Linked DNA regions of Homo sapiens: region 1 is linked to region 2. A link is a loop called in an ENCODE intact Hi-C map of the cell type or tissue named here. Cell type or tissue: CD4-positive, alpha-beta T cell. All regions are shown on one strand. Links, peaks and the distances in the headings refer to the core of each region. The heading gives the core; the rest is flanking DNA.

Region 1 (5,391 bases), core at 120-5,119, 62 kb before region 2:
TCTAAATGCAAACAAAGTGCCCTCCCGGACTTCTGTTCATCTATTTGTAGGGAAAGTGAAACAAAACAAAAACTCAAACTGAAGAATTTTATATCATATCCTTACCCTGAGAAGTGCTATCTTTATTTGGAACACAGGAAAATCCTCTATCTGTGATGTATGTATAAACACTTAGAAGAAGGGAGAATTGGTAATAAGATTTAAGTAACTCTGTCATAAAAAACAGCAATTTCTATTACTTGACTCCTTTCTGCCATTTTGTTCTTGATTTATTTCTTATGGTAATTCCAAAAAGGATTTACTGATACATTTGGAAGGAAAGGAAACATTCTCTGTTATTTATTTCTAGTGATTTATGCTTGTTCTTTTCTCCTGCTTTCCTGATTTTTCTTCAAAGGCATAAGGCATAAAAATGATCATAGCAGTGGAACTGATGAACAAGTATTCTTTGAGGATGGCTTGTTATTTGGTTAGTTGATTCTTTTTTTGCTGTTCTTGTTGGTCCTAATATTTTTGAGAAAACTCGTTTCTTTTGAGAGATAGATAAAACTGTACTCCCAAGGCAAACCATTTATAGGAAAATAAAAAAGACAGTAAGAATTTTGTGGTATATTGTGTGTACACTCCTTTCTGTAATTGGGCTATCTAAATGTTGTTTGCAATGTTGAAATTAGATCTTCAAGGATTAGCTTGACATCTTTTTTGAAAGACATAATTTTCTATTTATCTACATGGAACTTTGTCTCAGATAGTATGAGATTATATTCTTCAACTCTAAAGCTTTTAAATATAGTTTTGTTTTCCTTTTAAATTTGTTTGGGATTAGATGAGCTCAGGATTGTCTATAGGAGATAAAGAGAGTCAGAACTATTTGAGGAAATTCCAAGAAATGAGGACTTTGAGGTGAATGCATCAGGAATTAGTTTAAATCAGTATGTTATTCAAAATTTGTCAGCTTTTAGTTTAAAAATTTTTTATAAATAAAGTTGCCCTTATTGTCTTTCATAGCGAAATCTGGTTTAGTGTAAGATGAAGGTATTAATTGGATTTTTTTCAAGTCTTTTGGCATTATTATTTCAAGTCTTTTGGGATTATTTCAATCTTTGGGATTATTGCAATATGTGACCACAAGATAATTTTCTTCTTTGTTATACAAAAAAGAAACTCTCACATCTTCTTTGTTACATAGTTATTGAGAGAGTGATGGTGAATTCAGAGTTCTCAATAATAATCGGTCTTAGTTTTTCCAGCAAGTTATATTTTCTATTAATTGTAATTACTCTAAAATTCAAGGACATAAAATTAAGGTACTACTCTAAAATTTTAAGTAAATTTAAATTAATTAAAATACAATCGTATGTATTGAGTATTTGCTCTAAGGCTTATGATTTCTTGGGGAGAAGCATAAAGAAGAAGGTATAATTCTTGTATTCACATAGCTTATAAACCTAAAATAGGACTAAGATGTTTTTACATTCATGTGTTGTTTAACAACAGGGACACATTCTGAGAAATGTGCCATTAGGCAATTTTGTTCTTGTGTGAACGTCATGGAGTGTATTACACAAACCTAGATGATACAGCTTACTCCACACCTCTCTATGCTGTATGGTATATAGCCTTTTGCTCCTAGGCTATAAACCTGTGCAGCGTGTTACTGTACTGAATATTGTAGGCAGTTGTAACACAATGGGAAGTATTAGTGTATCTAAACTTCTAAATATAGAAAAAAATAATAGTAAAAATACAGTATAAAGGATAAAAAATGGTACACCTCTCTAGGGTACTTACTGTGAGTGGAGTTTGCAGGCCGGGAATTGCTTTGGGTGGGTCAGTGAGTGAGTGGTGAGAGAATATGAAGGCCTAGGACATTACTGTACACTACTGTAGACTGTATAAACACTGGACACTTAGGCTACACTAAATTTATTTTTAAAATAATTGAATTAGGCAATAGGAATTTTTCACCTCCATTATAATCTTACGGGACCATCATCCTATGTGTGTGTGGTCTGTCTTGACCAAAAAGTTATGCGGTGCATGACTGTGTTTTTTAAAGATAGGGCAGAGGTGGAGCTTGGATTGGGTCTGGGGTGTGTGAGAGAGAGAAGTTGAGGAAGAGGCTTTGGGTTTTGATCCAAGACACTCAATGAATGGAATCATCTTTTCTGAAGATGAGTTAATCTTAGATAAGTAGGAGGAGCCATTAAAGTAGATCTGTGGAGTAGTGGACAGATGACCATAGGAAACTGGATTCAAGTGAAGAAGACTGGGCTGGAGATAGAAATTGGGAAGTTGACAGTATGATGTAATCAATCTGTAATTCAAGTGAAGAAGACTGGGCTGGAGATAGAAATTGGGAAGTTGACAGTATGATGTAATCAATCTGTACTTTACATGATTACATATATTGATAAAATTTATCACGCTAATTATATGCACATGGATACTTTTTAATAGTTCTCTTATGCTAAGTACTTGTCTAAAATAGTCACTTTTGTTTAGAATTCATCTCTCTGTTTTTTTTTGTTTTTTTTTTTTGAGACGGAGTTTCACTCTTGTCGCCCAGGCTGGGGTGCAATGGCACCATGTTGGCTCACTGCACCTCCGCCTCCTGGGTTCAAGCGATTCTCCTGCCTCAGCCTCCTGAGTAGCTGAGATTACAGGCATGCGCCACCAAGCCCGGCTAATTTTTTTATATTTTTAGTAGAGACGGGATTTCTCCATGTTGGTCAGGCTGGTCTCAAACTCCTTACCTCAGGTGATTCACCCACCTCGGCCTCCCAAAGTGCTGGGATTACAGGCGTGAGCCACCGTGCCTGGCCTGGAATTTGTATCTCATGTGATTCCCTAGTACACTGTACTTTTTCTATTATAGTTTCTACAAAATTATACTGCAGTTGCCTGGTTATTATTTTACTAGACTTTAAGTTTTTTGAGGGCTGGAATCTGTGTTGTTGCCTGCCTACTGCCAGGTATAGAGATGCTCATGTAGATCATATAAAACTCAATTTAATATGAGTTGAAATTTAATAGAGTACCAGAATATTAAATCTTTCTAAATGTGAATTTTTAAAAATATATGTTTTATTTGAAGGCTAGAAGCCACCGCCGTTCCATTTTTAAACAAAACTGTCGTTTCAAACAAAAAAATAACTGAATGTTCTATTCTTTCCACTTTCTTTTCCCCTGAGGAGATTACCTGTGGGGAAGACAAGGCCTAAGTGGTATCACAATGGAAATTAAGTCAGAACCTTGTAATTATTATTTTAGGGCTCCAAATCATTAATTTGAGAAAACCTCAAAAGTAATTCTGCTGTGAATATCTCATCCCATCCAAAGTTGAGTATTTCTGCAGATATACACAATATAAGTATCAAAAAGGTAACAGGCCAGGTGCGGTGGCTTATGCCTGTAATCCCAGCACTTTGGGAGGCCGAGGTAGGTGGATCACAAGGTCAAGAGATGGAGACCATCCTGGCCAACATGGTGAAACCTCATCTCTACTAAAAATACGAAAAAAATTAGCTGGGCGTGGTGGTGGGAGCCTGTAGTCCCAGCAACTCCGGAGCCTGAGGAGGGAGAATCACTTGAACCTGGGAGGCGGAGCTTGCGGTGAGCTGAGATTGCGCCACTGCACTCCAGCCTGGCGACAGAGCAAGACTCCATCTCAAAAAAAAAAAAGTCATTGGCATTTCTCAGTATGTCTTACAACTCAATGAATGTTGGGGCACTATTTTTTTAAAAACATTCTGTTTTTACCCTAGATGCTGGTTAAATGAATGTTTGCCAAATAATTATGTTCTCTTCAGTGTTTTACAATGAATATGCGGATCTTTTGTACATGTATTAACATTTTAGTTCACTTTCCAGTTGGTTTATTTAATTGGTGGATACTAGTTCTATTTGGTGTTGTGAGTAGGTTGCAAAAGTTTATAAGATTGTTGAATATGTAAGATTGTGATAGTCTGCAGGGTCCATCTTCGTGGTTTTTAAGTCTTTTCTGAGTGCTAAGAGAGCTTCTCTAGTTAAATAAACAGCAAGACTTGTTTAACTTAGAGCTGAAGTGGTAACACTGGTACAGTCTACTCATACACTGATGATTGGACCTTAGTCAAGAAATTGCCCTACTACAGACAAAAATCACTGTGTCCTTTGTGTATCTATAGTAGTTTGAATTTCCAGATACAGTGCATAGAGGCATGATACTTTGGTCTTCTGGGGCATTTGACTTTAATATTTAAAAGTCAAAATGCCATATTTCCCTAGCAATCTATTTGGAGCTTTGCTGGTAAGAAGTGCTTGATCTCAGGTAAGATTTAGTGATTAAGTAATTTTTTTTTGTGGTAATCTTAATACAGTATTCCTCTTTTATCTTGGGAGAATTTGTTCCAAGACTCCCAGTGGATGCCTGAAACTGGGGATAGTACTGAACCCTCAATATACTGTACTTAGGGTTTTTTCCTATATAAACATACCTGTGATAAAGTTTAATTTATAAATTAGGCACAGTAAGAGATTAACAACAATAACTAAGAATAAAATAGAATAATTATAACAGTATACCATAATAAAAGTTATATGTACGTGGTTTCTTTCTCTCTGAAAATATCTTACTATACCATTCATATGTTCTGACTCAGGTTGGCTGTGGGTAACTGAAATCACAGAAAGCGAAATCATGGATAAGGGGGACTACTGTACTCTCACTGCATTATATTGAAAATACGTTAAAGCAATACTGAACAAAGGTAGTACTATAAATAGTTATTTAATTAAAAATAAAAACGTTGTAAAACCAAAGAAAATTAGACTTATTTAGATCGGAGGTCAGTAGTGTAGGAGTTTATTGTCCCCCAATTCTGTCCAGCTAAAACCTCAGAATGTGACCTTAGGGTCTTTACAGACATAATTAGTTAAGATGAGATCATACTGGATTATAATGGACCCTAAATCTAATTACTGGTCCTTATAAGAAACAAAGAGGACACATGGAGATATAGAGAAAAAGGTGATGTGAAGACAGAGGCAAGGATTGGAAAAACCTATTGGTGTTTTGCTGGGTTTGAGAATGTCCGGAAAAGTTGCTCATTCCTGTGGGAAAAATAATTCAGTAGTAGAAACATGCTTATTTTTGCTCATTTTGATTGATAGCTGGTTTAGAGCTGCTGGCTAGAAAGAAATGGTAACATTAAATAGGGATCTGGAGTCAGAAAATTCATGCTATTTGACCTAGCAGTTTATAGAATAAAAGATCAGAAACAATCTTGAACAATAAAGAAACTGGTAAACAAATGATAACTTATGGAATATTTTGCAGTCCTTTAGATATAAAATGACAACTTAGAAAGGTGTGTATGATACAAAGGTGTGTGAAGGGGTTAAAGCAGG
Region 2 (5,391 bases), core at 135-5,134:
TGGAAAAGAGAGGAAGAATCTCAAGGTTTAGTATGTGGATTTTTTTTTTTTTAGATGGAGTCTGGCTCTGTTGTCCAGGCTGGAGCGCAGTGGGGCGATCTCGGCTCACTGCAAGCTCCGCCTCCCAGATTCACGCCATTCTCCTGCCTCAGCCTCCTGAGTAGCTGGGATTACAGGCGCCCACCACCACGCCCGGCTAATTTTTCTATTTTTAGTGGAGACAAGGTTTCACTGTTTTAGCCAGGATGGTCTCGATCTTCTGACCTTGTGATCCTCCCGCGTCAGCCTCCCAAAGTGCTGGGATTACAAGCGTGAGCCACTGTGCCCGGCCATATGTGGATTTTTATTTAACTTCCCTGTTTTCAGAACAGTGTTTTCTGTTATGCTTGATAACTTTTTTCTTTTCAATTTATGAGAGATATTTTGACACTTAAGTAATTACAAAGAATTAAACAATACTACAGATTATACCGTCATCCTTTGACAATCATGTCTTATTCATTTTAACTTCCATAAGCCAGTTTCTATAGCATTGCATGTGTACCAAATCAATAAGGGATAACTTCAGACTATTTTAGATGAAAATTGTATCTTGCCTGTAACTTTGGGAGGCTAAGGTGGGTGGATGATTTGAGGTCATGTTGGCCAGCCTGGCCAACATGGTGAAACCCGTCTCTACTAAAAATACAAAAAAATAGCTAGGCGTCATGGCGCACACCTATAATCCCAGCTCCTCAGGAGGCTAAGGCAAGAGAATCGCTTGAACCTGGGAGGCAGAGGTTGCAGTGAGCTGAAATGGCGCCACTGCACTCCAGCCTGAGTGACTGAGCGAGACTCTGTCTCAAAAAAAAAAAAAAAAAAAGTTGTATCTTAAAATTGTATATGTAAACATTAACATTAAATGTACAAATTTAGTTAATACTTTGTTTTCAGTGACATTTATTTTCTCTAATTTCCCAAACCTATCATTGATCAGAAAAATAATTGCAAAGAACACATGTCTGATAAGACAGTATTACTGAGCCATGTGGTATGAAAGGAGATAAAGGAGTCTTTGATGCTACCCAGATGGACTTCTGGAATTATCTTTTTAGAGATCATATGTTCAATAATCAGCATCTCAGAAAATGAGTATATTACACTGAGACTGAAATATTTTGAATATAAAAGTAAACCAAGTCACTGGACATGAGCCATCTTTCAGCTGTTGTTTAAAATCTCAAGATGAAGAAGAATCATTGAGAATACTCAAGCTGTATGTATAACTAAATAAGAAATTAACTCAGTGGTTTTCATTCTCTTATTGCTCTATAGTTTGACAAACTATTCTCTCTTTTCCAAATTACCTCCCTGATGCTTTGACAGACTATTCTCTTTCTTCCAAATTACCTCCCTGGGTCAAATGAAGGGCCGAAGAAAGCAGTTTCCCTGTTTGTCATGCTGTGATGTAGTATGCCTGATGTCTTTGAATCAGGGACTCTGGTTCGTTTTCTTCCAGGGAATAAACTGTCCTCTGCTGGAATTGGGGAGAGGATCTGGGGTCTTACTCCTCCTTCTGTAACCTTTTGAAAATTTGTAGAAGTATAAAAAAACATAGAAAAGGCAGATATGAGTGTATAACTTGATGGATTTCCACAAAGTGAACACATCCATGTAACCAGTACACATATGAGGAAGAGAATATTGCCAGCACTCCAGAAGCTGTCCTTGTACCCTTCTCTTTATTACCCTAAACATCATCACTATCCTGACTTAGAACATCATGAAGTAGTTTCACTTGTCTTTGTACTTGATCTAAATGGAGCACACAATATGTGTTTGAGTCCAGCTTCTTTCACTGACTTTTCTTTTAAAAAAGCAAAACAAAGCATACCAAGTGACATATTATCAGCTTGTACTTTGTACTGTGTAATATAAGGCAGTGATTTTGATTTGTTTAAGGTAGAGAATTTTAAAATTTTACACTGCAATAAAAGATTTCTGTTTTGTTCTTTCTGTTGCTTTAAGCATGGGGAAGATAGGCCTAGGGGACTTCCTATGTGGTATCGGAGTAACTGGTGAAGCTGCTGTTTTGCTGCTCTTTGTAAAAAACTAGGCTTTATACCAGTTTCTCTTTCTTTTTATTTTAAGACGGGCTCTTGCTCTGTCGCCCAGGCTGGAGTGCAGTGGCACGATCTCGCCTCGGCTTACTGCAACCTCTGCCTCCCAGGTTCAAGCGATTCTTCTGCCTCAGCCTCCCGAATGGATGGGACTACAGGTGCGCGCCAACACGCCTGGCTAATTTTTGTATTTTTAGTAGAGACGGAGGGGGGTCTCACCATATTGGCCAGGCTGGTCTCGAACTCCTGACCTTGTGATCTGCCAGCCTCGGTCTCCCACAATGCTGGAATTACAGGTGTGAGCCACTGTGCCCGGCCACCAGTTTCTCTTTCATTACACACTACTATGAGGTGTTTGTCTCCCACTTCCATTGTCCAAGAAAAATTTTTATTGCTAAGATTCCAGAGTAATAAGTTGATAAGTACACACATGCATATATACCCCCCTCTTATATACATATATTTAATACCAGGAATTAAATGTATAATGTGTATTTAAGAAAGTCATGTTAGTACTGCAGAAAGCATTAACGTGGTTTTTAAATGTCCAGTCACTTAGTGTGGTGGCTTCGAAATATGCCATATATTTAGTTGCTTATTTTTATTTGTGTGTTTAGGAATTTGTGGTAATCTCTAATGTATGTTTCACAGGGAACATTTTAGATGCCAAAGGGTAATTTATTTTTACGTTTTTACCTAAGTTTCAAGGAATTAAGTTTTAGGTTACAATGTTAGGACAAATAACCAGGGAGAAACTTAAAGTACAATATAATTATAACAGGTAGGAGTTCAGAGACATTTTATCTTAAGCACATATCCCCTTAATTTTTCTTTCTACTACAAATTTTTACCTTTAACAAATGAGCTATTTTCACAGAACATTTAAATTGGTATTTGCACCAACATTCTAAATCTGGAAAGATGGCATGCTGATGTACACACACAGGTCAGCAGTTTCAGAGGGAAAACATTGTTCTTGGAACTAGTGCTGTTTGTTTTTCCTTTATTGGCATTGGAACTCTTCAAGTTAGTTTTCAAAATATAGAGGAGAGGCAAACATCAGGGTAATTTTTGGTGGTGTTGATGGTTTCTTTCCTTATTATATGTGTCACTAATAACTATAATACATTGTTTATCTCTTTTATTAATAGTGCTTCATTTATGTTAACTATATCTCTAGATGACTCAGATAGTCTTAATACTAAGATTATTGTTATTTGCAATAGAGAATGATTTTTCATAAAATATGGTAAGTTTCTTTGTAGAGTCAGTGAAGAAGACAACTTTTTGCTGATTTAAATTTAAGGAATATATTTTTTCCCCCATGTCTTAATTTTATGTTTTTAATATGATAGCAAAGCTGTATGAACTTATTCACACTAAATTATAATGGTGTTTGAACATTTTACTGCCCTGGTAAATTCAAATTTAGCTCTGTTTATTTTTGTTTTTGTTTTTGTTTTTTTTGAGATGGAATTTCACTCTTGTCACCCAGGCTGGAGTGCAGTGGTGCAATCTCGGCTCACTGCAACCTCTGCCTCCTGGGTTCAAGCAATTCTCCTGCCTCAGCCTCCCAAGTAACTGGGATTACAGGCGTGCACCACCACACCCGGGCTAATTTTTGTATTATTGTAGAGACGGAGTTTCACCATGTCGGCCAGTCTGGTCACCAACTCCTGACCTCAGGTGATCTGACTGCCTCGGCCTCCGAAAGTGCTGGGATTACAGGCGTGAGTCACCACGCCTGGCCAAATTTAGCTCTGAAAATTTTTTTTTTTTTTTTTTTTTTTACAGTCTTGGTCTGTCCCCCAGGCTGGAGTACAGTGGCGTGATCTCAGCTCACTGCAGCCTCCATCTCCCAGACTTAGGCGATTCTCCTGCCTCAGCCTCCTGAGTAGCTGGGATTACAGGCACGCGCCACCACGCCCAGCAAATTTTTGTATTTTTAGTAGAGATGGGGTTTCACCATGTTGGCCAGGCTGGTCTTGAATTCCTCACCTCAAGTGATCCGCCTGCCTCGGCCTCCCAAAGGGCTGGGGTTATAGGCATGAGCCACTGCACCTGGCCTAGCTCTTATAAATGTGCCATTTATTTATCATTTATTAAGGATGTATAGGGAGGATCATTGAAGGACCTAGAGTTTGTAAATATAGAGGAGGCAAAACTTTACCCGTACCCTCTAAAAGCCTCCACCTGGTTCTGAGAACTAAATGGACATAAGGCATTAGCAGGAGAAAAGTATACAGATTTTTACATGTGCATAGGAACCCCCATGGGAAAATGAAGACCTAAAGAAGTGACAAAATCTAAGTGCTTATGTACTAGGTTGAACCCAGAAGAAATTGTGGAAAAGTAAGTCAAATATATGGGGAGACCAAAGGAAGATGAGTTATTTTAACAAATGATGTTTGTACAGAATTGTCTTAGCCTCCATTCCGTCTCTTGTGGTCAGAATGTTGCTTTCCTCCTGCTACATAGAGGGCATCTTTCACAAGGGAGTTTTGTTTCTTGATTTCAAGAAGGGGAGGTCAGAGGCCAGATGCAGTGGCTCAGGCTTATAATCCCAGCACTTTGGGAGGCCGAGGTGGGTGAATCATTTGAGGCCAGGAGTTTGAAACCAGCCTGGCCAACATGGTGAAACCTTGTCTCAACTAAAACTACAAAAATTAGCCAGTGTGGTGGTGGGTGCCTGTAATCCGAGCTACTCCAGAGGCTGAGGCAGGAGAATCGCTTGAACCCGGGAGGTGGAGGTTGCAGTGAGCAGAGATCGCGCCACTGGACTCTAGCCTGGGGGACAGAGCGAGACTCAGTCTCAAAAAAAAAATTAGGTGGGGCGTGGTGGCTCACGCCTGTAATCCCAGCACTTTGGGAGGCTGAGGTGAGTGGATTATTTGAGGTCAGGAGTTCAAGACCAGCCTGGCCAACATGGTAAAATCCCGCCACTACTAAAAATACAAAAATTAGCCAGGTGTAGTGGCGGGTACCTGTAGTCCCAGCTACTCGGGAGGCTGAAGCAGGAGAATCACTTGAATCTGGGAGGCGGAGGTTGCAGTGAGCCGAGACTGAGCCACTGCATTCCAGCCTGGGCGACAGAGCAAAACTCTGCCTCAAAAAAAAAAAAAAAAAAAAAGAAAAGGGGAGGTCAGAGCACTCCTTTTTACACCTGCTGTTTTTCAAGTGCGTTTGGCCCAGTATAATCCTTATGCCAAAGTGGTATATTTTGGGGTAGCGTATTCTGCAGTCCTTCATAAGGGATGATAGAGAGTTCTTTTATGGTGATATCCTGCCATGT

The links. A loop is a pair of places that touch in the nucleus more often than their neighbours do. Peaks named below come from ENCODE experiments on the same cell type or tissue, not always from the same donor. Only the 100,000 strongest peaks of a DNase experiment are listed, where the experiment ranks them.
Region 1: a loop joins it to region 2, with 3 times the contacts of the local background. A loop is called at or near these places in 1 of 110 quality-filtered maps.

Annotation. Positions count from the first base shown.
Region 1 is chr18:62,806,029-62,811,419 of GRCh38, forward strand. All of the region lies in intron 1 of PHLPP1 (PH domain and leucine rich repeat protein phosphatase 1), which reads left to right. Among named protein-coding and RNA genes, the nearest start is that of PHLPP1, 93 kb to the left of the region's middle. In CD4-positive, alpha-beta T cell, for the core only: no CTCF peak of the experiment used is centred there; a DNase peak (open chromatin) is centred at 2,313.
Region 2 is chr18:62,867,779-62,873,169 of GRCh38, forward strand. The region is part of intron 4 of PHLPP1 (PH domain and leucine rich repeat protein phosphatase 1); the gene reads left to right. Among named protein-coding and RNA genes, the nearest start is that of PHLPP1, 150 kb to the left of the region's middle. RefSeq lists an enhancer at 4,354-4,855. In CD4-positive, alpha-beta T cell, for the core only: no CTCF peak of the experiment used is centred there; a DNase peak (open chromatin) is centred at 2,063; H3K4me3 peaks cover 1,231 bases; H3K27ac peaks cover 1,265 bases.